Regions from separate parts of the Mus musculus genome. Here region 2 is linked to region 1. The links are chromatin loops, found by intact Hi-C in ENCODE. Cell type or tissue: heart. All regions are shown on one strand. Each heading gives the region's core, and the rest is flanking DNA. Links, peaks and the distances in the headings are about the cores only.

Region 1 (14,829 bases), core at 4,002-12,001:
GGCCAGCAAGATGACTCAGCTGCTAAAGGTGCTTTCTTCTAAGCCAAATGACCTTAGGTCAATCTCTAAAACCCACATGGTGGAAAGAAGAGAATCCTGCAAGTTGTCCTTTGAACTCTACAGGGGTTCTGTGGCTACAGCTCAACAGGACTCCTTTACTCAACTCCAGGAGGCAGCCTTCTTCCAAGAGGCTCTTGGATTCTTGTCTACCTGTTTCAGGGACCTCAGAGAAGAGGAAACTTTGAGTCTAATCTCAGAAGAGTTAACCAAGGAAGAAATTACAGCTATCCACCCATTCCACAGTTGCATAATCAAAGAAAACATTTGAGTGGCCTTCAATAGATTGTCATTTCTGACCTCCACTGTCCCTGCCACCTGTGATATTAGCGAGATGCCAGCATTTAAACCCTGCTAGCTGATTCTCAGACTCCTGAGGCCCACATGGCGAGCAGACCCCCCCATGGATGCCCAAAGCCAATGGCCGTGCGTGCGGGCTTAGGTCTGAGTGCTTTCCTGCAGAAGAAAGGATCACTTCCAGGTGGAAACCTTCCAAATGCGTCTTCCCCATCACCTTGTCACCAGATTGTCCTAAGCACAAACTTTCTCAAGAATTATCTTTGCCTTTGGCTCTTCACACAGAAAGGTCGCATAGTTGTCTGCCTCTGATAGCGCGCGAGTAGCTGGGGAAACGGCCTCAGAGGTTTCTACACTGGAATGCCCAAAGGAATGCTTGACTAAGAAAGGGGAGGTGAGGTCATGAAGAGGGAAAGGAAAGAGAAGGGAAGGGGAAGGGGAAGGGGAAGGGGAGGGGAGGGGAGGGGAGGGGAGGGGAGGGGAGGGGAGGGGAGGGGAGGGGAGGGGAGAGGAAGGAGAAGGGGAAGGGATTGGAGGGAAGGGGTTGAGGGAGGGGAGAGGAGGGAAGGAAGAGGGAAGAGAAGGAAGCAGGAAGGGCTGGAGCCTCACACAGGCCATCCCATTTTGACTCCCTTACTTAAGCTACATTTTCTATAGCAGTTTCCCACCTCTGAGTGCTTATCGGACAAGCACACTGAAACATCAAATAGAAGCAGAGACACACCAGTGTCAACCAGCATATCAGCATCTAAATCTTGGTTTCTAGTGTCATTGTCCACTAAAAAGAACCAGGACTCCTGTGAAATGGCTAATTCAGAGTTAGAGCAGAAAAAAAAAATTACCCAATGTGCCTGGAACATCATGTTGTGCTAGAACATGAAGTGCCCGAAGAATGATGAGAGATGTCAAAGGACACGGGAGCTATTTGAATGAGCCAACTGGGAACTTAAAATAGGGTAAAAACCTATGGGGAAAGTCGGTAAGGAGCAGAAGGTCCCCATAGTTCCCCATAATTATGTGTTCAGAACAAAGAAAAAGGTGCACTTGGCAGATTCTGCTGAAACCAGGCAACCAATGGTCGAATTTCCAAAGAGTAGAAAAGGATCCTGCGAGCTGCCTAGAATCAGGGATGCCCAACATCACCTGTGCAGCAAACAGTCTTGCCCAAAATGCAGAGCCTAAGACTACCAGACAACACCAAATTTCCATCCGAGCAGGGGGCAGTCTACAAAACTGCTGTCCTGCGCTCTCCAAATGTCAAGTTCAAGACACACAAAGAACAGGTGCTGATCTCTTCCAGATTGAAGGAAGTTAAAGGTCTGTGACAATTAAGTGCAATGGGTGCCCCAGAGGTCACAAGTGACAGACACAGAAGAGAAAAGACCCAGTGCCCCGATTAGGTAAGAGCCGTGGTCTAGAGAGCGGCGTCGGATCCATGTTAGATCCCTGCACTGCGGCTTTATACGAGTAGACCTTTACCAAGAGATAATGGAGAATTTAGAAGGTGACAGAAACCATGATTGTCTTCAACTTAGAGAATTCAGAAAAATGCATTATATTACATACAGTGTTATATACAGACGTACAATGAAGAGACTATGTATGGGGACAGAATGATAAACTCAGAATAAAACAGATGGTGGTGGCCTGCATAAAAGGCTTGTGGGAATTCCCCCAGTGTTTCCTTGACTTTGTCATGACATTAGAATAAGATTTACTAAACCATTAGTGGCCACCAGTCGCATGGTGCTCGCTAAGGGCACTATTTGAGTTCCACTCGGTATTGCATGGTGTCCTGGTTTAATGGAGCTGGCTCTCATTAGAATCAGGAGCTTTGGTTTACAGGGGGTGGAATGGAGGCACAATGTGATTAAGCTGCTTGCCCGAGCTTTCCTATCTGCTAAAATGACAAAGTTAGGATGTGACACCAAGTCAGCCTGTCTGACTTGAGTCTGTGCTCTTAGCCAGGAAACTGCCCTGTCTCTTGAGCTGTGCAGGAAGCTGAGTGTGGAAATACAGACAAGCCTACAGAGCAACTAACTCACTCCCCCTCTCTCTCTCTCTCCCTCTCTTGCACACGCACACACACGCAGCTGTCTGGTACAGAATGTTTGCAGTCTGAAAGATGGAGATAATCTTCAGGCCTGAGGATTTTAGAAGGTAGACTTTCAGCTTAGGGCCCTAAGCCTGGAGGGTTTAGAGTGCAGGGGAACGAGGACCTGGAGAGACCCTAAGTCCTGAGGGTTTTCCGTGGCTTCTGGCTTAGCAATAATTTGTCTTTTCGAGAGCTCCGAACATCCATTTCTTTCACCAAGACTTCTCTGCCCATTCCATTCTCATGAACCTACCAACAAGGGGCCTTGACCTTTTGAAATATTATTATGGTGTGTGTGTGTGTGTGTGTGTTTGTGCACACGCGTGTGCGCACACGCACCATATCATATGTGAGGAACTTGTGAGGGTTTGTTCTCTCCTACCATGTGGATCCTGCAGATTGAACTCAGCTTGTCAGGTTTGACAGCAAATACCGTTACCGGCCGAGCCACCTCCCAGGCCTGTGAAATGGCCTTCTGGGCAATGGCTAGGACCTTAGAGGAAAATGCAGACCCAGACAGAGTGGCTGTATGGCTGGCAGCTGACTGAGGAGACAAGAGGACCAGTCATTGAGGTGATAAGAAACGCTGGATGTGCCAGCCCCAGCAACAGGGGTCATTGCAGGAACCATCCCTGGGGATGGGGGATGGGTGACTACCCTCCTAGGCACTTTGCCAGAGACCTGGGAGAGACGTACTCCTCACTGGGCACCAGGCAGCCAAAAGGACATCTTAGAGCCAAGGCTGAGGTCAGGAATAAAGCCGTGCCGTTGGGACTGTGTAGTTCCTTGGGGGGGGGGGGGTGGATGAGAGGAAAGAAAGATGCTAAAGTGAATTCAGATGTGAAGTGGACCCCCGCCATCATCCTCCCTGCAGAAGGGCCTGTCACAAGGCGGCCATGGCTCACACCTGCTTATCAGGGCTGGGGTGTGGAGAGGGTGTCTGGGACAGGAGATAGAGTTGGGACAGGGCTGTCCACACCAGCCCTGCTCTGCCTCCCTCATTCACACCTCCTCAGAGGCCCTCAGCCACTCTGCCCCTGCGGCCTCCACCTGCATCACCATGCCTCCTCTGCAAACCAACCCTGCAGGCTTTCTCCAGGCAAGGCTCTGCTCCGCACAACTACAGGATTCCAAGTCGGGAGGGACCCTGGAGACCGGCTGGCCCCCCTCTTTACCTAACAGGGAGGAGAACAGGAGTAAAATCACAACACACTAAGAAGCCAGAGTCAGAGCCCAGGTTCTGACCCCAGACCAGACAGACATGCAAGGGTCCAAGCCCCAGCCTACAACTCAAAGGCTCTGCAGGGCGAGGGAGGCGCACACCTCCTGTGTGTCGGCCTGAGTTTTAGACCCACACAGGGAAAGAAGGCAGGTGACATCACGCTGTGCTGGCTCCCCTGGGACAAGATGGCCAGTGCTCCATCTCCACCCACAGTCTAAAGCAGGTCTCCCTCACGGTATCAAAGGGCAGTGGCAGGCAAGGGGTGAGAGGGCGGGGAAGGCAGATTCAGGGCACATGCACTGATGGCCAGAGGAAAGCAGGGTCGTCTTGTGAGCAGTGGGAAGGAACTAAAACACTGTCCTGTCTGGTGGTGAACAAAGAACCAGCTGTGTCCAGGAACTGAGCCACTGCCCGCCAATGCCCACCATTGCCCCTGTCCCCACAGCTCTAGAGGACATCTGGGTAGAAAGGACGCAGAGGCAGGACATTTCATCCGGCCTGACAGGCACATGCTGGGATCCAGGCAGGGGGCAGAAGGGAAGGTGGGGCTTCACACCTGCACACAGTCGAGTCCCTGCTCAACACACTCACTGCCTTGGTCTCATCGTCCCACCAGGAAGGATTCTCTCAGGCCAGAGATGGAACTCTGCAGAGCCTTCAGCTTGGGGACGGGGGGAAGGGGGCAAGAATGTACCTCAAGAGTCAGGCCACGGGGTTGGCAGCGCTCAATTCTGGTCTCAAAGCCCGTCATCTACGGTACTCAGACCCTCCCCAGCCTTACTGGGACCCCTAGGACTCAACAGAATTCACTCTGTTTCTCTGACTTGTTGGGTAACCCCAAAACATGTAACCTGTTATTATCTGTAGGGTTCGATGGGGACCCCAGAAAGGAGTTGACGCTAACGTGTCTGCCTCTAGCACATTAGCGGGGCTCTGGGTGGACACAAGAAGGACTGAACGGAAACCAGATGAGATAGAGAAGAACCTTGGGAGACAGAGGGAAGGCATTAGACCACAGGCTGGAAAGCCAGAACACTCTAGATTTGCGTTTCCCCACAGTACCTCCTAAGTGGTACCCAGAAGAGGCTCTCCTGGGAAGGGGCTCTGAGAGCTGAGCAGTGATACGGTGTGCAGCAACGTGTTATGGTCGCAGAGCTGCTTCTGCCTGGTGCCCAGCTTGACATCATACACTGCCCCCGTCGCCTCACTGGTCTTCCCCTGTCGCCTGCAAGCTGACAGGTAACTAGCTACCCCTTATTAAGAACTCATCAACCTGCAAACTGTGTATTCCATCCTCAACCAATCCTCTCTCTGTTCCTGTATGAGGCTCCTCATTCTCAGGGATGACGGCAGATGAGGCTGTCCTGCTGAAGCACGGGAAGATGGGATGGGTCCCCACCTCATGCCCTATCTCCAAAGCCTTGACCCAGCCACATCCTACAGGCCTACAGGTCCCACCCTGGAGTGAATCACTACTGTCCTGGGGACCCGTTTCTATAGTGTACATAAATTTATTATTGGTTTTTATTTGGTTTCATTATTGTTACTGAGATAGGGTCTCTCTATGTTAGCAGGCACTGGCTGGTCTTGAACTTGCAGAGAGATACCTTGCCCGGAAACAAATAAGAACTTACATGAAATGGGCGCATGTACAATACCGGCTGCCGTGTAGGACGGACTGTGTACCGCCAGGCTCTCCCTTTTTGTCTCCACCACTGCTTTTTTTAAACAATCACACTGAAGGCCTGTTTGTTCAATCTGCAGCACAAAGCTGAAAGGCACAGCTAGCCTGGCAGTGTCGGCGAGATGAAACTGGACTACCATAAACGTGAACTCCTTTGAGGTGGGTAGAGATTGTACCAAGGAGCTGAACAGTTGGCGTATATAAAACTCCCTCTTGTGATCCACGCGCTGACATGTGGGTGTGTGGTGAGCTGCTGATTTGACGGCGGGTCAGTTGAAAGACCTGGAGCAGCTTGTTGGAGTGGGTTCCACTCGTACCACAGTATACGGTGAGAAAACTGGACTATGCTTCAGGGACCAGCCACTTCCTGGACTCAACGCGGCACATCCTGACTGCTTTACTGGGAAGAGCCCTGTACAAGCGTGTAAAGTCCGCTGCTCCCACGTCTTTGTGAGCTTCCTGCCCTGAAAGGACCTCAGGCAAAAGCTAGTATCAGCCAGGAAGGCGAGGGTGTCAGGGAACAGCCTGAAGCCCCGCCGGGGCTCATCACAATCAGTGTTCTTTTTAAATGACATATTCCGGGGCTGGCGAGGCTGCTCAGTGGGTGCACAAGTATCAAGACCCAAGAGCCAATTCCTCAGCACACGGAAGACCAGATGTGGCAACACATCTGTACACAGCATGCCTAAGGCAAAATACAAAGCAGAACCTCCAGAAACTTTCAAGCCGCCCAGTGCTTAGCCTGGTAAAATCAACAAGAGACTGCCTCAAGCGAAGCAGAAGGCAAGGGCTGACACCCGAGGTCAGCCTCTGATCTACACAACTCACAGGGTGGCATGCACGTCCTCACAGCTATACACAGGTGCATGCATACGCACCCATGCACTGACACACATGCATACATACACGCACACACACACACACATACACACACGAGGACTGGAGAGATGACTCAGTGGTTAAGAGCACTGGCTGCTGTCACAAAGAATCTAAGTTCAGTTCCCAGCACCCACATGGCCGCTCACAATATAGCTCCAGTCCCAGGAGACCTGTCCCTCCTAACCTCCTTGGGCACTAGGGATGTACATGGTACACAGACACACAGAAGCAAAACAACCACACACTTAAAATAATTTGTTAAAATGTCGACCCCGGCCTCATGACAGACCTCCAGAACCAAAACCTCAAGGAGTAGGTAAGGGATATATATTTTTTTTAAGTCAAATAGATGATACACTGCTCCGGATCAGGGGTTGCCAACCTTCCCAGTGCTGAGACCGTTCACACAGTACCTCGTGGTGTGGTGACCTCGGCCATGAAATTGTTTCGCTGCTACTTCATGACTGTAACATTGCTGTTATGTGTCATCCTGTCAATTTCTGTGTTTTCTGATGATCTTAGGCTACCCCTGTGAAAGGGTCTTCCAAATTTTCTTTTTCCAAACAGGATCTCGGTACACAGTCCGGCTTATATGGCCCATTTGCCTCTGCTTCCCAAGTGCTGGGATTATAGACTTGTACCAAACCTGGAAGAAATTTTGGTAATTTTTCTTTTTAGATTTGATAGCATATTTTGGAAACATGGAAGAATGTCCTTATTCATAGGCTGCATTAAGTTCAAGCATGAAAAGTGACCTGTCAGCTGGATGTGGTGGCGCATGCCTTTAATCCCAGCACTTGGGAGGCAGAGGCAGGCAGATTTCTGAGTTCGAGGCCGGCCTGGTCTACAGAGTTCTAGGACAGTCAGGGATACACAGAAAAACCCTGCCTTAAAAAAAAAAAAAAAAAAAAAAAAAAAAAAAAAAAAACCAGTGACCTGTCACGTCTCAACTTACTTTTGTAGTGGGTCAACAAATGAATTTTAACAGGTTTCGGGTAGAAAAGCGCCAACGAGACAAAACAGCGGGGAAGAGAATCACTACACGCAACAACACTTCTGTAGGCTTGACGTTTCTGAACATAAAGCTGAGGGAATGAAGCTACTAGCTTCCATGCAGTGAAAACATGAAACCTGCCTGGCAGATAACCTGGGTCTCCTGCCAAGCCACAGGCTCTAGCCTGACTGCGAGGCTGTGGCCGCCCAGCCTAGCTGACGCTTGTGGAGATGAGACCACACTGACCCCTAGAGGAACTCAGCTCTCAGACCAGAGCAAGCCTAACCCCACACTGGCAATGGCCATGACAGATTGCATTGTCCCCAATGATGTTCACGGCAAAGGGCAAAGCCCCCTGCTTGGCCTCCTCCCGTAGGCTGACCAATTTCTAAATGTGAGGCTTTGTGCAGGACAGCCATGCCCAGTGTGAGGCCAGCCTCATCAGCTCCACCAGGACAGGGCACGCGTGCTCAGGGGGACCCACGTATTACTTGTCACTGTGGCCAATCACCGGTCAGAAGCAACTTCGGGAAGGATTTATTTGATCCGACAGCGCTGGGATTCCAGTCCACTATGGTATGGGAGGCAGGGCAACAGGAACAGCAGTCTCCAGAGGTTTATATGTTTCTATGGCGGCAGACAGAAAGCAAAGCACACAGGCCCGAAGCGAGAGGGGGTTAACCTTCAAAGCCTGCTTCTACTGACCCACTTCCACCAGTCAGGCCTCCTCTCCCAAGAACTGCAGGGCTTTCACAGGTGCACAGGCTGTGGGTGCAGTTGGCAGGGCACATCCTACCCCTCACAAGCCGTTAACAGGAAGTCTGCCACAAACGGAGTGAGCTCAACAATACCCTCTCAGATGAGGCAGGGCGCACAGGTGACATGGAGGCACACAGGATCATGCCAGTGTCAGGCTGCAAACTGAGCACAGCTCTGCAGGAAGCCATTCCCTCAAGAGCAGACTGCCTCTCCTGCTGGGCACTCGTCAAAGGCCGAAGAGAAGGGTAGAGGTCTCTGCTGGTTAAGATGTAAGAGCAGAAATGGCAGCGCAGTTCAGGGGCTCGCATCCCTCTCCCTAACCTCTCTAACTTCCAGTAAGGCTTTTGCTGTATTCAGCTTTGGCCAACAGCCTTAGTCCAAAGACCAAAGAACTTGAAGACATCACTAGAAATGATGAAAGATTAAGAATTAAATCTCCCTCCCCGAGACAGGGACTTCCCACAGCAGAGCCAACCCAGCCTGGTCATTTCTTCAGACCAGGAACTGGAAGGGTGAATGGCCCAGAAGGCTCAGCCCAAGAACCTGAGGGAGCCCACTGAGGTGACGAACAGACAGTGACCCCACTCAGGTTTGACTGGCTACAACGTCTGCCTCTGACACATTTGATACTCAAGTATGGCCCAGGAATCTGCTGCACTGCAATCCAGAAAAACGGACAGTCACACTGAGGGGCCATTTTAAGTGTTTGTTTTGGGTCCTCTTAATGCAAATGTTCACAGGACAATTCAAGGATCAGTGTTATATGTCAATAGATATTTCACACATAAAATCTGAGATCGGGGCTCAAGAGCACTGGCTGCTCTTGCAGAGAACCCCGATTCAACTGCAGAGAATCCAGCATTCACACGGTGGCTCAGAACCATCTGGGATTCCATTTCCAGGGTATCCAATGAGCTCTTCTAACCTCTGTGGGCAACAGGCACTCGTGTGGTATGCACAGATGCAAACAGGCAAAACACTCATAAGAAATACAGATTCAATAAATAAATAAATAAATATGCAGTCAGGCGTGCTGTCTTTTTGGTTTGCTCTTATTTCTGTCTTACAATGGCCAGGTAGCATCTGCCATAAGAAATAAAATCCCAGGCTACAGAAACTTTCTGATACAGACAAGATTCTTCCTGAGTAGGGAGAGTGTGGGAAGCAACTCCAAAGCCAGCAGCAAGCCAGGCCAGCAGAGGAGAGCACGGCAACAGGAGGAGGAGCTCGGCTGCATAAACACATGGTGGGAACCTGGGGCACAGGCAGGAGGAGCCTCAGCCTCCTTCCCAGGGCTGCTGGAGAAACACTCAGGCCCCGCCATCACCTCTTTTCTGAGGAGAGAAAGTAACAGATTTTTTTTTCGGTCATGGTGACATTTTGGCTTTCTATCCTCAGAAGGACTGGCACAAGTTAATGGGGAAGAGGAAGGTACCGCAGAACGGAGCTAATCCGTCACTGTGTCCTACACCTGACAGTTTCTTTTTCTCCAAATGAAGGAGCAGAAGAGGGTCAGCCAGAGCCTTCTTGTCTTTATTGTAAAGTCATGCATTTCTATCGGAGGCAAACACAATGCCACAAAGATCACTCTCGTATTGCTTGGAGGACAGTGGCAGAGTGGCAGATTCAGACGAGTCCTTTTGCCCAGAAGCTTCTGGGCTGTGCGCATGGACTCAGGACAGCTCAAGATCTGTATAAACCAGTCTGGAGGTCAGCACAGACAGCAGCTGCTCTTTCCCCAGGCAATGAGCTGGTTCGGACCTTGGGCCCAGGCTATACCTACCTGTGGTGTGCTGGTCCAGCAGACAGCAGGACCAGAGGTACCCGGCGACTCTTGGCAAACACCTTTCTTGGGCTCCTTTAGAAAGGCCCCAATGAGGCAAGAAACATACTTATCTGGCACCATGTGATCCCTGGAGGGAACCACAGTCTCTGGTTAAACCCACAAAACATCTCCATCTTTCCAAGACCCACTGTTTTTTCCCACAGAAATGATGCGAGAAGAGACACACCCTTCTCACCAGGAGGGCTGTAGTGCCAGAAACAGCCGTGGATGCAGGTACGGACTGAGTTACATCCATCTAACTCTGTCTTGACTCTGAGGCACCCTGGATGACTTCTGTTGAATACCAATGGTAAAGATACAGAGTTCTCTGAGCCTCATCTTGCCCACAGGTAAGATGGGACAGCAGGGTTTGCACAGAGGAAGAACAGTCACTGGATTCTCCAACACAGACAGATGGGAGGACTTCAGGGTCATGAGGGAAGGAGCACGTGAGAGCAGAGTTTTAAAACCATCTCAGCCACCTCGGATCCCAGAGAAGGACGACACTGAGTTTTGAGCCCCGAGTCTTTGGAGGATTTTGGTCAGAATTCCATCATTTCTTGAAAATAAACCTGTTGGTCACAGGTGCTCAGTGCACACCGAGACAGACACTAGGACTGCTTTTCCAGCTGGGCGTCCTTTTGCTCCTTAGCCTTCAGTTCCTCCAGCTTTTTCTCATAGCGACTCAGGAAGTAATCGTCAGGTTCCACCCCTGAGCTCTTCAAAGCTTCCAGAACCTTCTCCAGTCTGGCCACAGACCGGGCTCCATCAATCTTCCTCGTGCTCAGGTACAGAGTGAATTCCTGGAAACCCAGGAGCTTGCAGGTGTCCACAGAGCAAATATTCCGGATGTCCCTGCTTCTATCCAGACGGGGGAAAAACACCAGACCTGACATCTTCTCCAGGTCATGGAGGCTCACCTGGAACTCGGATAACTGGGACTGGAACCCAATGGCTTTATTTGGCACCACAAAGGCCCCCAGCGCCAGCGGCTCCGTAGATTCCGGGCTTCTGCGAGCCAGGATCACCTTGTAAAGGTGCGAGGGGACGGCCACGTTGTCCTCACCAATCACCTAAAAACAGAGGAGTCCGATTAGCGCACTGGGCTGTGCCGACACTTCCCAGGTTTTGCTCCCACACCTCTGTAGATGCCATACAGGAAACGGCCTGTGAAAGGCCTCAGTGTAGCATTCAACCAACTGCCAAGGAAAAGGAAAGACATTCAAACAACTCGTAAGTACTGACCAGTTCTAACCAGTCTTTAAAATACTGTTACCTCTGTAAGCGGTGGCTCCAGGCTTTAATCCCAGGACCCTGGAGGAAAAAGCAGGTGGATCTCTGAGTTCAAGGCCAGCCTGGTCTACAGGGTGGCCAGGATAGCCAGGGCTACACAAAGAAACTCCGTCTCAAAAGGAGCAAAATAACGACAAAAAACCATAATGTTACCCCAAAGGGCAGGGGTCACAGTATGTCCACAGGACGGAGGACAAAGGGGTGCCACAAGCAAGCACTGAACTTCCAGTGGGAAAGGGGACTGTCATTTCCTCCTCATTGGCTAATCAGAACTCCTAACGCTCTAAACATAGAAGTCAGAACTGCTGGCTTCAGCACTCCCAGCTCTTACAGTAAAAACAGCCCAAACGCCCCAAGAAACAACAGACAGCCCTTGAAGCTGCAGCCAGACACAGTAGCAACAGAACTTTCTAGATGACCTCGATCGTCGCTCACATGCAACTGCTTTTGTTTAGTTCCAAATGCTCCTGGATTACCAAACATTGAACTTCTAAATTATGCCGTCAAATCAGACACTTTAGGAAAGTAGCCACACAATGAGGAAGGCAGAGGCAGAGAAACAAGCCGCTCTGTAGGTTGGCCGTATTAATGAAATAACAGGATTAAGAAGCCTCTTCAAATGTCCTTCCAATATGCTTAAAAGCCTCCATCTGTTGTCTAAAAAACAAAAGCGGGATGTCCATTTGCTTAATGGCCCCCGATAAAATGACAAGACCCAACTGGGCATGCTCGAAGTGCCCAGAGCAGGCCTTTGCTGCCGTCAGTCGGTTACTCTCCTGTCAGACAGTTCTAGCTGTAGATGAGATTCCCTGTCAGAAGCCCAAATAAGGCAGCGAGATGCAAGCCAAAAAAGAGGTTTTCCCTGATTTTTACAAACTCCTATCTGCATTGCACATAGCCCAGAATTCCATGGTCTGTCTGTCACACATTACCACAGCCAGCTACAGGACTTCAGGGAAGACCCTGCCACAGGATCTACAACAATGCCTTTGAACATACGGAAAGTGGTTGGTTGGTCAGGGCAGAGCAGGGCTTATGAAACCACACTGCTCACAGGTTCGAGATCTCGCTCCCAGGGGTGAGCTGTGCACGAGGACGTGAGACCATCGAAGCAAAGGGATGAGAAGGTAAGCTGGTGTTCACACTCGGGTCACAGAACCCCAGCAGATGCTCTGGGTCCCAGGCCTAGCACTGACCCGAAGCACGGTAAAAAGGTGGTGCAGCTAGGAATCCTGGCATCCAGGTGAAGGCAGGAGGGCCATAAGCTCTAGGCCATCCTTGGCTATACACTTAAGAGCTCGAGGCCAGCCCGGACTACGAATCTCATTACAAAGGAAAGAGGAGGGCACAAAACCCTGAAGCACACTATCTGCAGGAGAGCCGACTGCCACGGCATGTGGCCAGATACTGAAACATGATAAATAATAACAGTAAGGGCTCAGGAACCAAAACTAAGGACATAACTACGATGGAGCCACACTCAAAAGGCGGTAGGAAACGAGCTGCAAACATCCCACAGTGGCTGGTAAGCCAAGTCCTGGCACCACCTAGTGGGCTTTCCATGCCACTGCAACACAGCATGAAAACCCTGGGATCCTTCTATACCATTCTCTTGCCTATGTCTCTCTTGTGAGCTCCCTGTCCGCAAACAAATGGTCATTTTTCACAAATAACTACCTGGTCATCATACGGTATGACCATCAGAACTGCTAACCGAGTCCCCTCACTTCCAGGAAAAGTACCCATAACTGACACCCCACTTCCCGGCTTTACTTGCTTCCGTGCCGTTTTACAGTTTTGGGGTTTTAGACTCATGACAGTTTGAGGATTCCCAGTGCTGCAGTCCAGAGGGCATCAGGGATGCTGGGCACCAGCCTATCCCTCAGCTGTACATCAGTCCTTGACAGAGATCCAATTCACAGCCACAACATGTGACTCTTCTGGCCAAGACCTCCCCACGGGTAAATAGAAAACAAAATCTACTTTCATTTTCTGAGGAGCCTTGTCTGAGTTAGTCTACTTTTTTCTCAGCACACGCAAAAGACACTGTGCCTGCTTGAAAATTAAATAACCCAGTGTCTGTTCCTTAACTTTGGGACTTAGAGCCAGGCAGTGGTGGCGCAAGCCTTTAATCCCAGCACTTGGGAGGCAGAAGCAGGCGGATCTCTGAGTTTAAGGCCAGCTTGGTCTACAAAGTGAGTTCCAGGACAGCTATGGTCACCCAGAGAAACCCTGTCTCAAAACAAAACAAACAAACAAACAAAAACAACAAAAAACTTGAGACATAAATAATCTTAAAATAACTTAGGGTTCTTTTCCTTATAGGTAGCTCAGCAAAACACATAAGCATTTACTTTCAGGAAAGTTACCGCCAGACAATGTCCCTGGAACTCATGCACTGAAGCATGAGGCTGCTGACCAGACAGACACCTACTCAGGGTCCACTTTGTCATAAGCTATAACTTATGTCATAAACTATAACACAACCAGGCTCCTTTCCTCATTTCTAAAACAGCACCAGCAATCCCCAAATGCCCCTCACAGGACTGTACCGACAGCAGACTGATATGGTGAGACAGAGAGAGAGAGAGAGAGAGAGAGAGGGAGAGGGAGAGGGGAGGAGGAGGGAGAGGGGAAGAAGAGGGAAGGGGAGGGGAGGGGAGGGGAGGGGAGGGGAGGGGAGGGGAGGGGAGGGGAGGGGAGGGGAGGGGAGGGGAGGGGAGGATACCAACAGGCAGGAGATAATTGTGAGTTTGAGTTTGGGGCCATCCAGGGCTATATAGTGAGACCCTGATTCCAAAGGGGGTGCGGGTATGATGGTGCATAGTTATAATCCCAGAACCTTGAGGTGGGGGGAGGAGTAGCAGTTGAAGGCCAGCCTGGGCCATATGAGACCCTGCTCAAAACAACAACAACAAAAAAAGATTTCAAAATCATCAAGACCTATTTTTTAAAAAACCTATTTTTTGAAGTGGATGTCATTCAGAAGCCAGGTTTTGCAGTGGCAGAGTGGACACCGTGGGCTCCAGCAAGATTAGGGCGTTAGAGGTCAACATGGAGAAACGAAGTTCAACACAATGACCGCGGACAAAGGCTTGCCGTGGCTTAACAGGAACCAAGCTTTTAATATCAGTACATCAGCAACAAACCTTTTCACAGAAGATTTGGCATACAAGTGCTTTACAAAGGAGATCGCTGTCGCCATTAAAACACTCAGGAACCCTGAACCCTTGTCAAGGCTAACAAAAACTGGAAACTGACCGACTGGAAGTGAGTAGAAAATACAACACATATAACAGCTAGAAGATGGACTCCATGTAAGTTGGTCGTTTCCTAAACACTGGTCAGAGTGCCTCCTTCCTCCCCTCTCAGTGACAGAAACCCGGTACCCGTCATAGCTGCAAAGCCACCCCAGTTTCAGAAGAAGTTGGCAAAAAAGAATAGACTTAGCCTGCTGCTTGCAGTGTCATAGCTATCGTGTCTTGAGTGACGTTAAGATAAATGCATTTAGTGACAGACACCATGTCCAGTAAGACAAGGAGGAGAGGAAGAAAGTCAGACCAAAAATAAAATTGCCCAGACACACTGAGAGACCACGCCGTTAAATGGCAATTACATGGAAGAGAAAAAGAAAACAGGGTAGTTTGAAAACCATGGGATCCATGCACACCTACAAGGACGAGGGGGGGGGGGAGGAGGCACAGATGACACCCAGGAGGGGGAA
Region 2 (14,829 bases), core at 4,370-12,369, 53 kb before region 1:
TACTCGTGAGTACAGAGACAGACAGAAAGACAGGCAGACAGACAGACAGACAGATAGTCTTGGGGGAAAGGTGGCAATTTTTCTACCATCTATTAAGATATAGTATAAAACCCAAAAAGTTATAGCATCTATAAATGTGATAGATAGTGCCCACTGTAGTGTATGGCAAACATAGGTTTAGTCTTCTACTACTACTGCTATCTTGTGATAATGGATAAAACAGCATTAGGTGGGGTTTAGTGGCACACAACTTTAATCCCAGCACTCAGGAGACAGAGGCAGGGGGAGCTCTGAGTTAGAGGCCAGCCTGGTCTACAGAGTAAGTTTCAGTACAGCCAGGGCTACACAGAGAAACTGTGTCTCTAAAAACAAAAGCAAACAAATAAACAAACAAACAGAAAACTGGCATTGGAAGCAAATAAGAAAAAGATGTTAACACTTTATTGTATTGTTTTGTTTGAGGTAGGGTCTCAGGTACCTGGGCTGGCCTTGAACTCACTATAAAGCTAAGAGTGACCTTGAACACCAGATCCTCCTGCCTCCACCCCCTGGTTCTGATATTATGGGCAGACACCATCATGCCCAGCTCTTAAATTATTTCTTAACTTAAAAATAAATGACAAGTCCGGAGAATAACAGCAGTGCACGTAACAGACTGGGAGAGAGCATCCCTAATCTAAAAGGTATATTTATATATAATTCAAAAATAAGCAATCTCTGTAATAGGACAATCCACAATGAGCATGAACAGCAGTTTGGCAAAAGAAGATACACAGAGATAAAGGAATGGCTGATTAAACAGCTGCGTGTGAGGGGCAGAAACACAGGATTAGCATTGGAGGGAGACAGTTGTCACATGCTGCTCATGGAGTTGGTTAAAACCTGTCTCTGAGGACCAGTTAACCACATCAGAAGCCCCACCAATGGTCACTGACACCGTTCCAAATTGAACAATATGTCTGCAAAATGGTACTTATTATGACAGTCTTTCTAGAGAAGACTGTCTACCATAGAGAATTAGTTACAATAGTATGGCACATCTCTGCGGTAGGATATGCCACAGATGCTAATAATAATACTAGAAAAGAAAAGGAAGCTAGCTGTGAGCTGGATTTAATTAGCATGGAAAGGAGTCACAGTGTCACCCATTAAACTTGGGCTTACACTGTGCATCATGTGGTCTCATGAAAGATAAATGCTGAGGTCAAGAAGAGCCAAGTTGAGTCCTGTCTGGACTCCGTGAAACTTTGTCTCAAAAGGATCCCCCTCTTGTAAAAAAAAAAAAAAAACTTTTGTTGTTGTTGCTTTTTAAAGATTTATTTTAATATGTGTGAGTACACTGTAGTTGTCTTCAGACACACCACAAGAGGGCATAGGACACGGTTACGGATGGTTGTGAGCCACCCTGTGGTTGCTGGGAATTGAACTCGGGATCTCTGGAAGAGCAGCCAGTGCTCTTAACCACTGAGCCATCTCTCCAGCCCTGTAAAAAATATTCTTTATTGGTTGTGTGTGTATGAGTGTTTTGTCTGTATGACTGTATGTGTACCACGTGTGTGCAGTGCCCAAGGAGGCCACAAGAGGGCATCAGACCCCCCCCTAACCTGGTATTACAACTGCCATGTGGGTGCTGGGAATTGAACTGGATACTCTGGAAGAGCAATCTGTGCTTTTAACGGTAGAGTCATCTCTCAAACTCCAAGCTCTGCTGTCTGAGGTTTCCCAAAAGCCTCCCACTTACTGAGAAGTCCCCATTCGCACTGATATGCTGAGGACTAGTGGGAGGTAGGAAGCCAACTCGAGGCTCAGATAGATGGAGAAGCTGGCCTAAGACCACAGGGCCTCAGAGCTCTCTCTGTGCCACACATCTGGTTGGTATTCTGTGTTTCTGTGCACACCAACAGCTGGGAGCTTTGCTACGGTGGAGAACAAGAGCCTTTGCTGAGCACTGCCCCCTGAACTGAGGAATCACACCCACGAGCCCATCTGATAGGCCTTAGAAACCTACTCACTCTCACATGCCCAGCAGGTTCTAGGGAAGTCCACGCCTGTATCCTGAAGGAGTAGCCAATGTCCTCTCTTACGGACTCTCAGGGATGCTGAGTGCTTAACTAGGGTCTGAGTACAGATGAGTAAACACTCAGGCTGGGCACCTAAAGCTTCCATGAGGCATGGAAATGAGCACAGTGGTACCAGATGGGGGAGGGGCAGGGTAGCCTGCAGGTCAGAATCTAACTGCTGCTTATTCCCGAGAGAGAAGACTCATACAGATGGATACATACAGGTGCCCAGATTCTACAGCTGCTGTGAGGGGGGCTGAGGAACGTGCTTGAAGGGCCTGGTAGATGGATCAGGAAGCACATGGACTCTGTGCTTTTGAACAGACCTGATAAAGGCAGTGAGTCTTGTGGGTGGAGCAGATGGATGAGGAGACTTGAGGAGATGGGGTCTGTGACATGGAGAAACTATGGGAAAAGGCTTGTATGCTCGCCGTCTATTTGGGTGGAGTCTGGAGGATCTTGAGGTCTCCTCTGAGAAACAGTTCTTTCTCATCAGTGAGCATGGGTCTGCACGGAGCATGTGTGGCAAATCCTCCCACAGCCTGCTTCCCCAGAGCCCCATCTGAACAGAGACGAAAGGCCATGTGGTCTCTGCTCTGGCAAAGTTCCCGAGGGTGCCCAGGCCAGCTCACCTCCCTGCTGGACGCTGATCCCGCTGGCATACCTTCAACCCCCGTGTTTCCATGCCTGCTGCAAGCATGGTACAGTTCCCAGGATGTGCTACCTACCACCTCCCCCCTTCCAGAAGCTCCCGAGTGCCTCCTTCCATGGCCAAGTTACCAGCTCCAGCTTCAGCAGACATACCCTCCTCTGGGGATCATGCCGGTCAGGGCCTTGGGTTGTGTCATGGCTGCCAGCCAACACCACGGCCTGCTGCATTTCAAGCTCCACAAGTCAGCAAACCTAGAAAACCAAACTCTGTTCCTTCCCTCAGGAATGTCTCTGGGAGAGCATGTCCAGCCTTGGACATTGCAGCATGATACGGTCATCTAGGAAGCACACACTGAAGAGCTAGGAATTTTTTAAAAATATATATATTTATTTCAACTTTTAAGTGTACTTCTCATGTTAGGCCTCAGCCACATGTGGGCTGTAGTCCACGTGTCAAACCAACCTGTGACTATGTCCTTCAACAGGCTCTTGAGCATTCTAACTGTGTGACCCTAGACACCAGTTCAGCTCTCGGTGCCTCACTTTCCTTACCTATGAAATGGGGACAGTGAGACTTTCCTCATCCGGATTTTAGATGCGTTTTAAATACACATGGGCTGGGGAGATGGCTCACGGGGAAGGGTGCTTTCTGAGGAGAAAGGAAACCTGGAGAGAGGCAGAAGCAAAGGCCAGGAGCTCTGGAGTGTGTTGTAAGGATGCTGTAGCTGTCCCAGCTGCTCCTAGCTGTTAGACCCGCATGTCTGCAGAGGCCGTGATGAATACGGGTTGTTTCTGAGTTGATGAGCCTGACCAGTCACCAAGAGGCCTCGGGAAAGACACTGGCATGACAAGAGTCAGGAAGGAGGGAACTTGCTGGCCAGGCCAGGGTGTTCAGGACCCGCTGATTCCTGCTCTCTCTTCAGGTCTTCACGGGAATCTTCACGGCAGAGATGACCTTCAAGATCATCGCCCTTGACCCATACTACTACTTCCAGCAGGGCTGGAATATCTTCGACAGCATCATCGTCATCCTCAGCCTCATGGAGCTGGGCCTGTCTCGCATGGGCAACCTGTCTGTGCTGCGTTCCTTCCGTCTGGTATCTGCCTGGACCCACTGTGGGAGGGGCGAGGCGGGGCGGGGCGGGGCGGGGCAGGGGTTGGAACACCTCTCTACATCCACTGTCCAGATACCCTTGCTCTGCTCTGTCACATCCTGATGATGTCAAGACATTGTTAACGGCTCCTGGGGGCCCGCCCAGTGTGAGGATGTCAGGGGGAGGTGGACACACTCCTCGGGGGGGAATCAGCTGACAGTTTCGTGACCTGTCATGTACCTCCTTAGTCCCAGCAGGAACCAGGAGTGGGGTCTCCGGCTCACAGATGAGAGACAGCACTCAGGAGACACAGTCCTCCAGAGCCATAGGTTAATAGGCACAGCCAGGTCTGTGGGTGGCTCACTCGGGACGTTGTATTTTGTAAACTTGGGAGTGCTTAGAGTACCCAGACTCAGTGGGTCTCAGATGTCGCTGAATCTGCTTGGTGGATCACATTTGGAGCTCGGAATACCTGAGGTCCAGGTGGGACTGGTGGTGCGATCAGGGACAGCTTCCTAGAGGAGGAGTGTGGCAGTTTCCGTGGGAGCAGCAGGGAAAGCCTGGGTCTAAGCTCTAATCTTGGTCCCACTCCTGTGAGCCAAGGGCCTTACAGAACTCACTTTTCCTTTGAGGACTAAAAAGAGGGCAGTAGCCATGCCAACCTTATGTGGTTATCAGAAAATCACATTAAGCCAGTTCCTCCTAAGCACAGGCCTAGGACAGCCTGGGTGCCCAATAAATACAAAGAATCCGCCATTTTTCTCTGTGCTTACTGAGAAGAAAGATGCCGCTGATTGGGTGAGTCAGATGGCTCTAGCTGGCCTAAAGTGTCTGGTGGGAACAGTTCCAAGAGAGGAAGGAAGAACCAGGCCGGAGAATCCGCTAAGAAGCTCCTGGAAATGGAGAGGTGGGCTCCGACTGGAGCCCAGCAGGCTTCCCTCAGACTGTACCAGAAATCAGCAGGAATTCCCTCAGAGAAACTAGTCGGAGTGTGCGTTAGGGGAACAGACCTTCCATGGCTTTCAGGCAAGAGCTGGGGAAATAAAAGTGTCTGTGAGAAACAGCAACCCAGATCCACCACAAAGGTGCCTTCTCTCCCTCCTTCCTCAGCTGCGGGTCTTCAAGCTGGCCAAATCATGGCCCACCCTGAACACACTCATCAAGATCATCGGGAACTCTGTTGGTGCCCTGGGGAACCTGACCCTGGTGCTGGCCATCATCGTCTTCATCTTCGCCGTGGTGGGTATGCAGCTCTTCGGCAAGAACTACTCAGAGCTGAGGCACCGAATCAGCGACTCTGGCCTGCTGCCCCGCTGGCACATGATGGACTTCTTCCACGCCTTCCTCATCATCTTCCGCATCCTCTGTGGAGAGTGGATCGAGACCATGTGGGACTGCATGGAGGTGTCTGGGCAGTCGCTGTGCTTGCTGGTCTTCCTGCTGGTCATGGTCATTGGCAACCTTGTGGTGAGTCAACCAAGCGTCTCAGGATGCACCCTGACCCCCATCCATCCCATCATCCATTTACCCCCATTTCCTTCTCTCTGGCTAGTCACTTAGTGTCCCTTAAACCATTCACCTTCCCATAAGCCTCTGATCCATCTACCCCTTCACTCTTCTGCTTGCTCATTTGCCCATTTTTTTCCTTTCTACTCAACTATCCATTCTCGTGCCTGTGCGCACACTTAGCCATCCATCTATGCAATTATCATGAGCATATCAATTCACAACTCACTTTCGTCTGTCTATGCATCAGTATGTTCACCTGTGTAGCCATCTACCCTCTTATCCATCCATCCATTCATGCATCTGTCCATCCATCCATCTGTCCATCCATCCATTCATGCATCCATCCATCTATCCATCCATCCATCCATCCATCCATCCATCCATTTATCCATCCATTCATGTGTCCATCTATCATCCATCCATTTATCTGTCCATCCATTCATCTGTCTGCCAATCCACTCATTCAGTCATCTGTCTGCCAACTTCCCATTCACACACACTCATTCATGCCTGCTCATAGACCCACCTACCCATTCATCCCACACTCATCTCTCGCCTCTCTCTACCCTCCACTCATTCCTCCACCACATCCATACTTATTCCTTTTCCATTCATCCCATATTCGGCCTACTCATACACCCCTCATTCACTACTCCCATTCATTCATTGATCCATCCAGCAACGGTCACTTAGCCGTTCACATTGACTTGGTCACTCTTCATTGTTGCATTTTGCTCGTTAATTCATCTGCACACCACCTACACCCGAAAACGTTACTCACTTGTTTTTGATTCATTCACTTGCTTATTAACTTGTCTTCCATTACCAGTAAATTACTACATGGTTTTCTACCCAGAGCAACAAGTCTTGTTAAGCATTTCTTGCAGGCCAAACATTATGGTGGTGGTTGGTGGGCTTACAGAGGGAAACATGGCCCAGCCCAAACATTCGTGGCACTCAACCAACTTGAGAGATGTAGGGAAACAACTCTCAAAAAGAAATAACTGGTCAGTGTCCCAAGGAAGAATCCGTGAGAGCCATTTCTCCCCAGCTAGGGAGGTTAAAGATGGCTTCCAGCTCAGAAGAGACAAGGCTAAAGTTAGTTATTAGCTCAGAGTGGGAACCACCTTGCTGGATAAATCTATTTGGTGACCAACACGCGACACTTGCTCAGTCTGGCCCCCCTGTGACTGCCATGTCCCTTCTGGGCAGCACAATGTCTTACCAGCACATAGGCACATTTTGGGGGTGTTTGGATCCACTTTCCAGCCTGTTGTGGAACCATAATTATGGGCTGCAGAGCCATTCCCCCTACTGGATATGTCTTCAGTATCCAGGTGCCTCGGCCAGGCCAGGGCAGGACAGGGCCCAGCAGATTAATCCCCTTCTCAGTCCCCAGACATAAAGCTCGAGGTCCCATCATCCCTCTTTGTCCCCTCAAAAGCTGCTTCTTGGGGTTGAGCCTCACTTAATCCCCTCCCTGGTCCCCAAGGGCTGCCAGACTCTTTTCTGTTCCGAAAAGAAAGAAAAAGCAAAATGCGCCGGGCGCCCAGACCGATGCCAGGCTGAGCCGCCCCTCACGCAGAGTCCTGCCATTTCTGAGCGGATCTGCCTGGGGACAAGAAGATTAGAGGCTCTGGAGGAGGGACGCTACTGCCAGCCCACGCTGCCGCCTCGGGAACTGGGCCGCTGCTGGGGCCAGCCGCGTGGGTGGAAGCGAGCTCGCTGCTGAAACGGGAAGGGACCAGGCAAGGCTGGGAGCCACACATGATTGACGGGGAAGCCCTGGAAGAAACCAGATTTCGGAAGCTGGAGACGGAGGACCTCGGGTCCCGAGTGGGTGGACAAGGCCTCCTGCCTTGCCTGAAGCTTAGACCTAGGACTCCCTTCAAAGTCAGGATTTGTGGGGCCAGGAATGGCTGAGAGATGTGGGCCACAAGGAGGAAATGCATGAACATGCAGTTTGTGTTTAGATCCGGAAGACAGAAGCCAGGGGCCAAGCTGGAGGTCAGCTCTGACAGCAGTTTTGATTAATACTGAATCCTGGTAAGGACGTGAAAAGGGTGACCAGGTGTCAGAAGTGGTCACTTCTCTGTAGAGCTGTCACAGAAGCACCTTTAGCCTTGGCTGGCTGTGGGAATGCATGTTACTTTATAATCGATGGCTTCTTCCTGAGGCCTGGTCCTCACTGTCACCACCACCTTCACCAGAATGCTCACCCTCGGTTTCCTGGCAGTTATGGTTTCCCTGCAGTGGGGTGCATCCCTGAGGGGCTTGAAAGAGATAGGGGCAACGGTTCAGAGATTCGTGTGGCCACCTGACCACAGGGTCCCTTCAGCTGGACTCTTTCCTGGGGACTAACAGGAGGCGCCTGGTGCCAGGGAATGCTTACAGGCCTACTGCCATCTTCATTACCCTCCATGGGGCCAGTCAATACACTGGTCCCAGGACGTCCATCCAGGTGTGTCACACCCCACAGTCAGTCTGAGGCATTCCCGTTCCCCATCTCCTTTCCTGCTGCGCTGTCCCTTCTCTGCTTGTTTTCCTGTGACCCTCACGTGGAAGGGTGCCAAGACCATTTTAACACAGGCAGAATGCTCTGCCAGCAGCCACGGATGCTCAACAGGTAGCGCGCCTCTGTGGGGAGCCAGAGCTAATGCCTCCTTCTTACCCAACCCTTTCAAAGCTCTTTAAGTTGGGAGTGGTTTCTCTTGAGGACCTTCTGCCTTGTCTCTAACTCCCCCACTTTCCAGGAGGGAGCCCTGGGGCCACCCTCCCCTGCTGTGCCCGCTACCTCATTCTTCAGAGGGGCTGGGTGTAGAGGCTGCTGCTGTCTGGTTAAGGCTCGTCCCCATCTCCCTGTGTAACCCCAGGCAAGCCCCTCATTGTAGCCCTCTGGATGAACAGAGCTCTCCCCATGGCCCTGAGCTGAAATACAAGGGACCTGAATCTGCACTCTGGCTGCCTGACTGAGCCTTTCGCAAAAAGAATTTTAATTCGTTTTTTTCTTTTGTAGATGAAACTTCCTTACGGAAGAGAAGGAGAGGGGTGGGTGGAGCCCAGCGTCCTGGGCTCTGTGCTTCTGAGCTGTTTGTCATCAGGAGTATTGAGTCTTAGGTCCTCAGTTTCCCCTCCAGAGCCTGGCAGTGCCTGGGTGAACTTGACCCGTTGCCTCAACAGGTCCTGAATCTCTTCTTGGCCTTGCTGCTCAGCTCCTTCAGCGCAGACAACCTCACAGCCCCTGACGAGGATGGGGAGATGAACAACCTCCAGCTGGCCCTGGCTCGCATCCAAAGGGGCCTTCGCTTTGTCAAGCGGACCACCTGGGACTTCTGCTGCGGGCTCCTGCGGCGGCGACCTAAGAAGCCCGCGGCTCTTGCCACCCACAGCCAGCTGCCCAGCTGTATCGCCGCTCCCAGGTCCCCACCACCCCCAGAGGTGGAGAAGGCGCCCCCAGCCCGCAAGGAAACACGGTTCGAGGAAGACAAGCGGCCGGGCCAGGGCACCCCTGGGGATACCGAGCCTGTGTGTGTTCCCATCGCAGTGGCTGAGTCAGACACTGATGACCAGGAAGAGGATGAGGAGAACAGCCTTGGCACGGAGGAGGAAGAGTCCAGCAAACAGGTCAGCCATCTCCCCACCCGTCCTGACGGGACAGCCACCTGCTTGTATGGAGTCCAGAGAGCAGCTCCTAGCCTCACCCAGACTACCTCAGCAATGACACGGGGAGAGAGGAAGCCCCACGGCAGCTGGCCCCTCAGAAGGTGCCAACTCCAGCTTGTCCGTTTATGCCGTTAGTTAGTATTCATCCCTGGCTGACCTTACAGCCAGGGAACATGAGGCATAGCTCAGTATTCTTGATGAATACTTCCACCCCCACCCCCAGCTCTGCACATTGTCCAGCACCAGGACCAGCAGAGACAGATGTCCGGGAGAGAGAGGGCTACAGTTTGGTGTCCTTGCCACCCTCTCCTCCCCTCCTCCCATGACTGAGGCTAATTCTGAGATTTAAAAATAAGTATCCCTGAGATGGAGGTGTCGGAGACACCACTATCTTATCTCTCAACCTGTTACTTTTAACACTTAGGACCAGGGTCTGGCTAAGGCAGGGTGTCTGTCCCTCAGGTTTCCCTTGACCTGAGCTGGGCTCCGTATAGCTCCTGAGGTCCCTCGGTCAGGCGTAACCAGGTCCCCTCCATGTTGGTGGCCCTTCCTGACTGCTTCCTTAGCTAGCAGTAGCTGGGCCCAGCTCCGGGGTTCTGCTTTCTCCTGCCTCAGTTGGCCTTGTTGTAGGGGCGGTTGAGGGAGGGAGGGCTGGGATTATAGGACCACAGCTTCCGGTGTCTCCTGCACAGGAGATGAGAATTGGTTTCTGGCTGTTCCTTCTCTTCCTCGTCCCCTGGGACCAGAACAAACATGCCTGTGCACTTGTGCGGGTGCACGTGTGTGCATGAGTATGCTTGAGCGTGAGCGTGGGCGTGTGTGTGCTCGTGTGTGTGTGTGTGTTTGTGTGTGTGTGTGTGTGTGTGTGTGTGTGTGTGTGTGTGTGTGTGTGTGTGTGTGTGTGTGTGTGTGAATCGGTCCAGGCTAACTGCAGTATCTTCAGACTTTGAGAAGTCAGAGCATCCTCCTGAGGAGAGTTGATAGCAATCATAAGATGGGTATCGAGGGCCAGCTGCTCCCTTTCAGGGAGTCTTAAATATGCTGAGCTTTGGCTACGGGTCCTTTGCCCATACTTACCAGGAACCTCTCACTTACTGACCCAAGTCAGCAGAGGATGGGACCTTTAGTAGGTGGAGGTTCATGAAGAGGCCAGGAAGCAGTGGGCAGGGGCTGCAGCCCACAAGACTAGGGCCCTGGAGACCCCCTGCCCGGGTGTCTGGGCTCTGCTCATGGGGTCTTTTCAGCAGGAATCCCAAGTTGTGTCTGGTGGCCACGAGCCCCCCCAGGAGCCCAGGGCCTGGAGCCAGGTGTCAGAGACCACATCCTCTGAAGCCGAGGCCAGTACGTCTCAGGCAGACTGGCAGCAAGAGCGGGAAGCGGAGCCCCGGGCCCCGGGGTGCGGTGAGGTAACAGTGGGGTCTGCTGCTGGGGCCAGGGTCAGGCTGTGAGGGGCCGCAGCACTGGCTACGTTTACCAAGGGAAACCAGAGCAAGTGTGTCACGGGCAGCATGGAGATGGTTGCAGAGAAGAGGGTGGGAAGCCAATGTCCTGACAGGGAGAGATGGTGTCCATCCCAGCTCAGGACTCTGAGGCCCGACTAAGCCAGTCCATCCACGTGTTCACCCTTCTCACGCTTTGCCCTTGTGTTCTTGTGCTGATCGGCAAGCGTTTGTCCTGTGACTTTCCGTGTCCAAAGAGGGCTTGGATGATCTTCAGAACAGACCTCCCCACATCTGTCAACTGATGCCTCCTCCCTGTGTTCCCTGCAAAGATTACAAAGAGGGGATGGGGCATCTCAGCCTGTTATCAGGAATTACCGTGGCCACAAAAAGACTTTACTTTGAATTAACTGCCACACACTTGGGAGCTTTTGTGTTTAAAAAAAAAAAATCCACACTTTTTGTTTCTCTTGAAAACTTGAGAGTGGTACTACCCTACTGTAGACAGGAGGTAGCCATTCCCCAGCCTGCCCGATTGCATGTGTGACCTGCCTGGCTTCCTCCGCAGAGCCTCCAAGCCAAGGGCTAACCAACTGCGCTGTTCAGCCTCACTTGCTTCAAGCATGTGGAAAGGAAGTCATGTGCTCAGAGAGTGCCGGGTGACCTCCGTCCTCAGCCCAGTGCTTGGGACTTTGGTCCTAGTGTAAGACAGGCCCCAGGATGCTCCACCGTCGTGACTGATCTTGGAGCATGAGGCCCTGGTGACTGTCCTCACCATGGGGGTTGGCCTTCTCCCTAGATGGCCTAACACTTGACTTGGGTTAGGAGGACCCGGGATCCTAAGCCTCAGGAGAGAGTGTGAGCTTTGTGGCTTCTTCCCTTCAGGTGTTTGTGGTCTGGGGAGAGGAGGCGAGAAAAATGCCGTGGTGTTCCCGAGGAAAGGACTTCTTCCAGGCTGGGCCTGTAGCTGGGTTGGTAGAGGGCTTGCATAGTGCACCCCTAGCACTGCATAAACTGGGAGTATCGGCCTACAGTTGTAATCCCAGTGCTTGGGAAGTAGAGGCCGGAAGATCAGAAGTTCAAGGTCAACAGCAGCTGCAGTGAATTCCTGTTTCTGACAGAAAGGAACAGGGAGGGAGAGGAAAGGAGCTTCCTCCCTCCTGCAGTAGGATCCTGAGAACTCCATGACCACCCTCTGGGCCATGCTCAGCTCTGAGCCTGCAAAACCCCAGCTGGATAGCCAGCGCATGGGCCAGGAGACGGAGCCCTACCCCTCTGGCCACTCCAAGCAGGCTGTCCCCTCCCCTGAGACTTAGTCGCTGAGACCACAAACCTCAGAAGTGACAAGTAACAGGAGGTACAGATGTGGGCATGGGGATTCATCCCAGGAAGGGGAAAGAAGGCAGCAGGGACCAGAGCCAGGCTCCAGCATTCAATCAAGAGCCTAGGCTGGCCGCGGGCAGCCAGCTGAGAGGAGAGTGAGACAGGGTAGAAGCAAGTCGGTGGGGGATGAGGGGTCCTTTCTTTATGGAGGCTCTCCTGACTCTTCTGTCATTAAGTTCTGTTCCCCAGAAACAGAGGTAGGGACGGGGACTTCTGTGTAAATGACTTGTAGAGGCAGTGCACCCTAGAGAGGCCAGGAAGGACACAAGAGAAGCATATTTGGAGAAGAAAGGAGCTAGACCAAGGCCAAGAGCAGGTTTGACTTCAGCGTGTGCTAGTGGGGAGCTACAGAGCATCAAACTGGACCCCCTGCGCTGTCCCACATTAAGGCTGAGGTGACTACCCAAGGGCCAGTCCACTGGCTAAGCTGGAGGAGGGGCCGGCTAAGCCTCAGGTTTCACGGTGGCGGGACAGGGTGTTCTACCTACTCACAGGCATGTGACATTGCCCTCAGCCACAAGGCACAGACACTCACAGGCCGTCATATGTCCTTCCTACAGCAGAGGTCCTCACCCTTCCTGAGGCTTCGACCCTTTGATACAGTTTCTCATGTGGTGGTGACCCCCACACACACACCAGAAAATCATTTCGTTGTTACTCTGTAACTATAATTTTGCCACCCTTTGATTCAGTTTCTCATGTAGTGGTGACCCCCCCACACACCAGAAAAATCATTTCGTTGTTACTCTGTAACTATAATTTTGCTACTGTTATCGATCCTAATGTGAATTTTGTGGGCAATAGAGATTTGCCGAGGGGGTTGCAACCCAAAAGGTTGGAAACCACTGACCTGGGACCTCCCTGGGAACCAAGCAAGTTCTCAAGGTCTAGGGCCAGGGAGGGAAGGTTCCAGCACTTTCTCTGCCCCAGTTGTAGCGTGTGTGAGGTGAGCGGGATGCATGTTCTGCTGCTGGCATGTTCTCTGTATGTCTGACCTGCTGCTGTGTGCCCGCGTCTTGGTTTTGATTCTGTTCTGGATAATGTGTCTGGGTACTAATGGGTGATTCCCTAGTCCCCGCCATTTTGTCTGTCTTGTCCAAGCTAGATGTGTTCCTTCCTCTGAGTTCTCAAAAATCCCTCACTCCGGCACACCCCAGCCCTAAACCCCACACGCCAGAACCACAGACCCAGGAGTCCTGAATCCCAGACTCCACTCCACCCTCCCTGAGTGGCTCTGTGGCAGACATTGAGACACCTCCACCTCAGAGTCACGGGTGTGCAAAGAGGGAGCCATCTGCACTCAACCTAGGCTTACCCCAGATGCTAGGCTGGAGCTGGAGGCTGGTCCTCAGCCCACACCATCCCTCCCCTCCCCTCCCCCACAGACTCCCGAGGACAGTTACTCCGAGGGTAGCACCGCTGACATGACCAACACCGCAGACCTCCTGGAGCAAATCCCAGACCTCGGGGAGGACGTCAAGGACCCAGAGGACTGCTTCACTGAAGGTACCGGGCAGCTCTCGGCCACACCCAGAGGGGACAGGAGACCCAAGAGTTCCCCAGCACCCGGGCCGTGCTCACCCTGAGCTGGAGTCTGCTTCCCTTTACCATTCCCCTGTGATGTGGGTCATAGTGGGTCTGCCCATGGTGCAGGGCTGGACAGTATCCCTGAGGGACGATAGCCCCGTGCTTGTGGTATGGCAGGCACGTGTGAGCTAGTTTAACCCAGGTCCACCATGTCCTGCACATGGAGTCTTTCCCTGTCTACCCAAGTGTCTGGTATATGGCCATGTTGGTGACTGACATCGCACCTTTGTGAATGGGCACATTTGGACAGTAACTGTGGTTCTCCATCACAGGCCGCTGCAGTGTTGGTGGTCACGTAGGGATCCACCATTCCCAAGGGGGTAGATCATGGGAGATGAGTGTTTCCAGAGTTCATTTCCTAAGGGGAACAGGCTGGCACCCATGCCATCCCCAGCCCTGCCCCCTGCTCAGTCCAGCCAGCATCCTCACAGAGTGTTTGCTGAGTGTGTGGCTTTGCAGAGAGCGCCCACAGATCTCCCCACTCTGTCACCATACCATGTACCCCATCGCCCCAACCTTTCGGTCATCCCCTCAGACAGGCGGCCTTCTGCCGTCAGACCGAAGTGTTCACGGGCCTGTCGCCCTCCCCCCCCCCCCCCCACAGGCTGCGTCCGACGTTGTCCTTGCTGCATGGTGGACACGACGCAGGCCCCAGGGAAGGTCTGGTGGAGACTGCGCAAGACCTGCTACCGCATAGTGGAGCACAGCTGGTTCGAGACTTTCATCATCTTCATGATCCTGCTCAGCAGCGGAGCGCTGGTACCTCCTGGGGATGCGGGGGACGGGCAGGGAGGGCTACAAGAAGAAAGGAGGGCCGGAGCAGGAAGGAGACACCTCCAGCTAGCGCACCTGGTCAGAAAGTGGGGCGCACCTCTCTTGATGTGCTCCCCAGGCCCCTTGGAGCAGAGCAGGCTCAGAAATCCAACATGCACAGCGGCTACGCAGGCCGGAGCAGAGGGGCTGACCCCTGCCCTGTGCCCGGCCCAGTGCCTTATTCCATGAAAGGGAAATTATTTCCTCTGGGTCTCCATCCTCCCGCGTTGGTGCTCATCCACCGGCCCCTGCATCAGACATGCTGCCAGGCCATTAAACCACAGCCATGACTGACTGGGCATGGCGGCTCTGCACTACCTGTGCCTTCCGTGAGGGTCACAGGCTGAGCCGTGTGGTTCACACGTCGTCACGTTCTGTGAGTGCATCAGCTTCTATGGACACACCCATCACTCACCCCCAACATTCAAAAGCCCCAGGTCTGGTGTGTGAACTCAGGCAGATGTGACTTTAACCTTTTGTTTATTCGATGGTCTTTTCCAAGCCCTCTGTGTCTGGCCTCAGGATCTTCTACTCTACTTGGAGAAACCAGATTCTACCAGTTTGAGAGGTCAAAGATGAGCACGAGGTAGAAACAGAGTGGGAATGGAAGGGAGGACTCTTGAGTGGTGA

What was found. Hi-C counts contacts between places; a loop is a spot of excess contacts. Peaks named below come from ENCODE experiments on the same cell type or tissue, not always from the same donor. Only the 100,000 strongest peaks of a DNase experiment are listed, where the experiment ranks them.
Region 2: it touches region 1 in a loop (2.2-fold over the local background); 6 of 42 quality-filtered maps call a loop at or near these places.

The regions. Positions count from the first base shown.
Region 1 is chr9:119,458,432-119,473,260 of GRCm38, reverse strand. Exog (endo/exonuclease (5'-3'), endonuclease G-like) reads right to left here. Exons shown (of 6, transcript NM_172456.4): 6 at 7,743-10,885. The coding sequence ends at 10,424. Among named protein-coding and RNA genes, the nearest start is that of Exog, 21 kb to the right of the region's middle. In heart, for the core only: a CTCF peak has its summit at 7,471; a DNase peak (open chromatin) is centred at 7,460; H3K27ac peaks cover 1,635 bases; H3K27me3 peaks cover 344 bases.
Region 2 is chr9:119,511,457-119,526,285 of GRCm38, reverse strand. It overlaps Scn5a (sodium channel, voltage-gated, type V, alpha), which reads left to right. Exons shown (of 27, transcript NM_001253860.1): 14 at 3,635-3,808; 15 at 4,916-5,272; 16 at 8,495-8,938; 17 at 10,222-10,383; 18 at 13,185-13,305; 19 at 13,991-14,145. Among named protein-coding and RNA genes, the nearest start is that of Scn5a, 44 kb to the left of the region's middle. In heart, for the core only: no CTCF peak of the experiment used is centred there; DNase peaks (open chromatin) are centred at 9,245, 10,635 and 12,275; H3K4me3 peaks cover 614 bases; H3K27ac peaks cover 4,267 bases; H3K27me3 peaks cover 1,648 bases.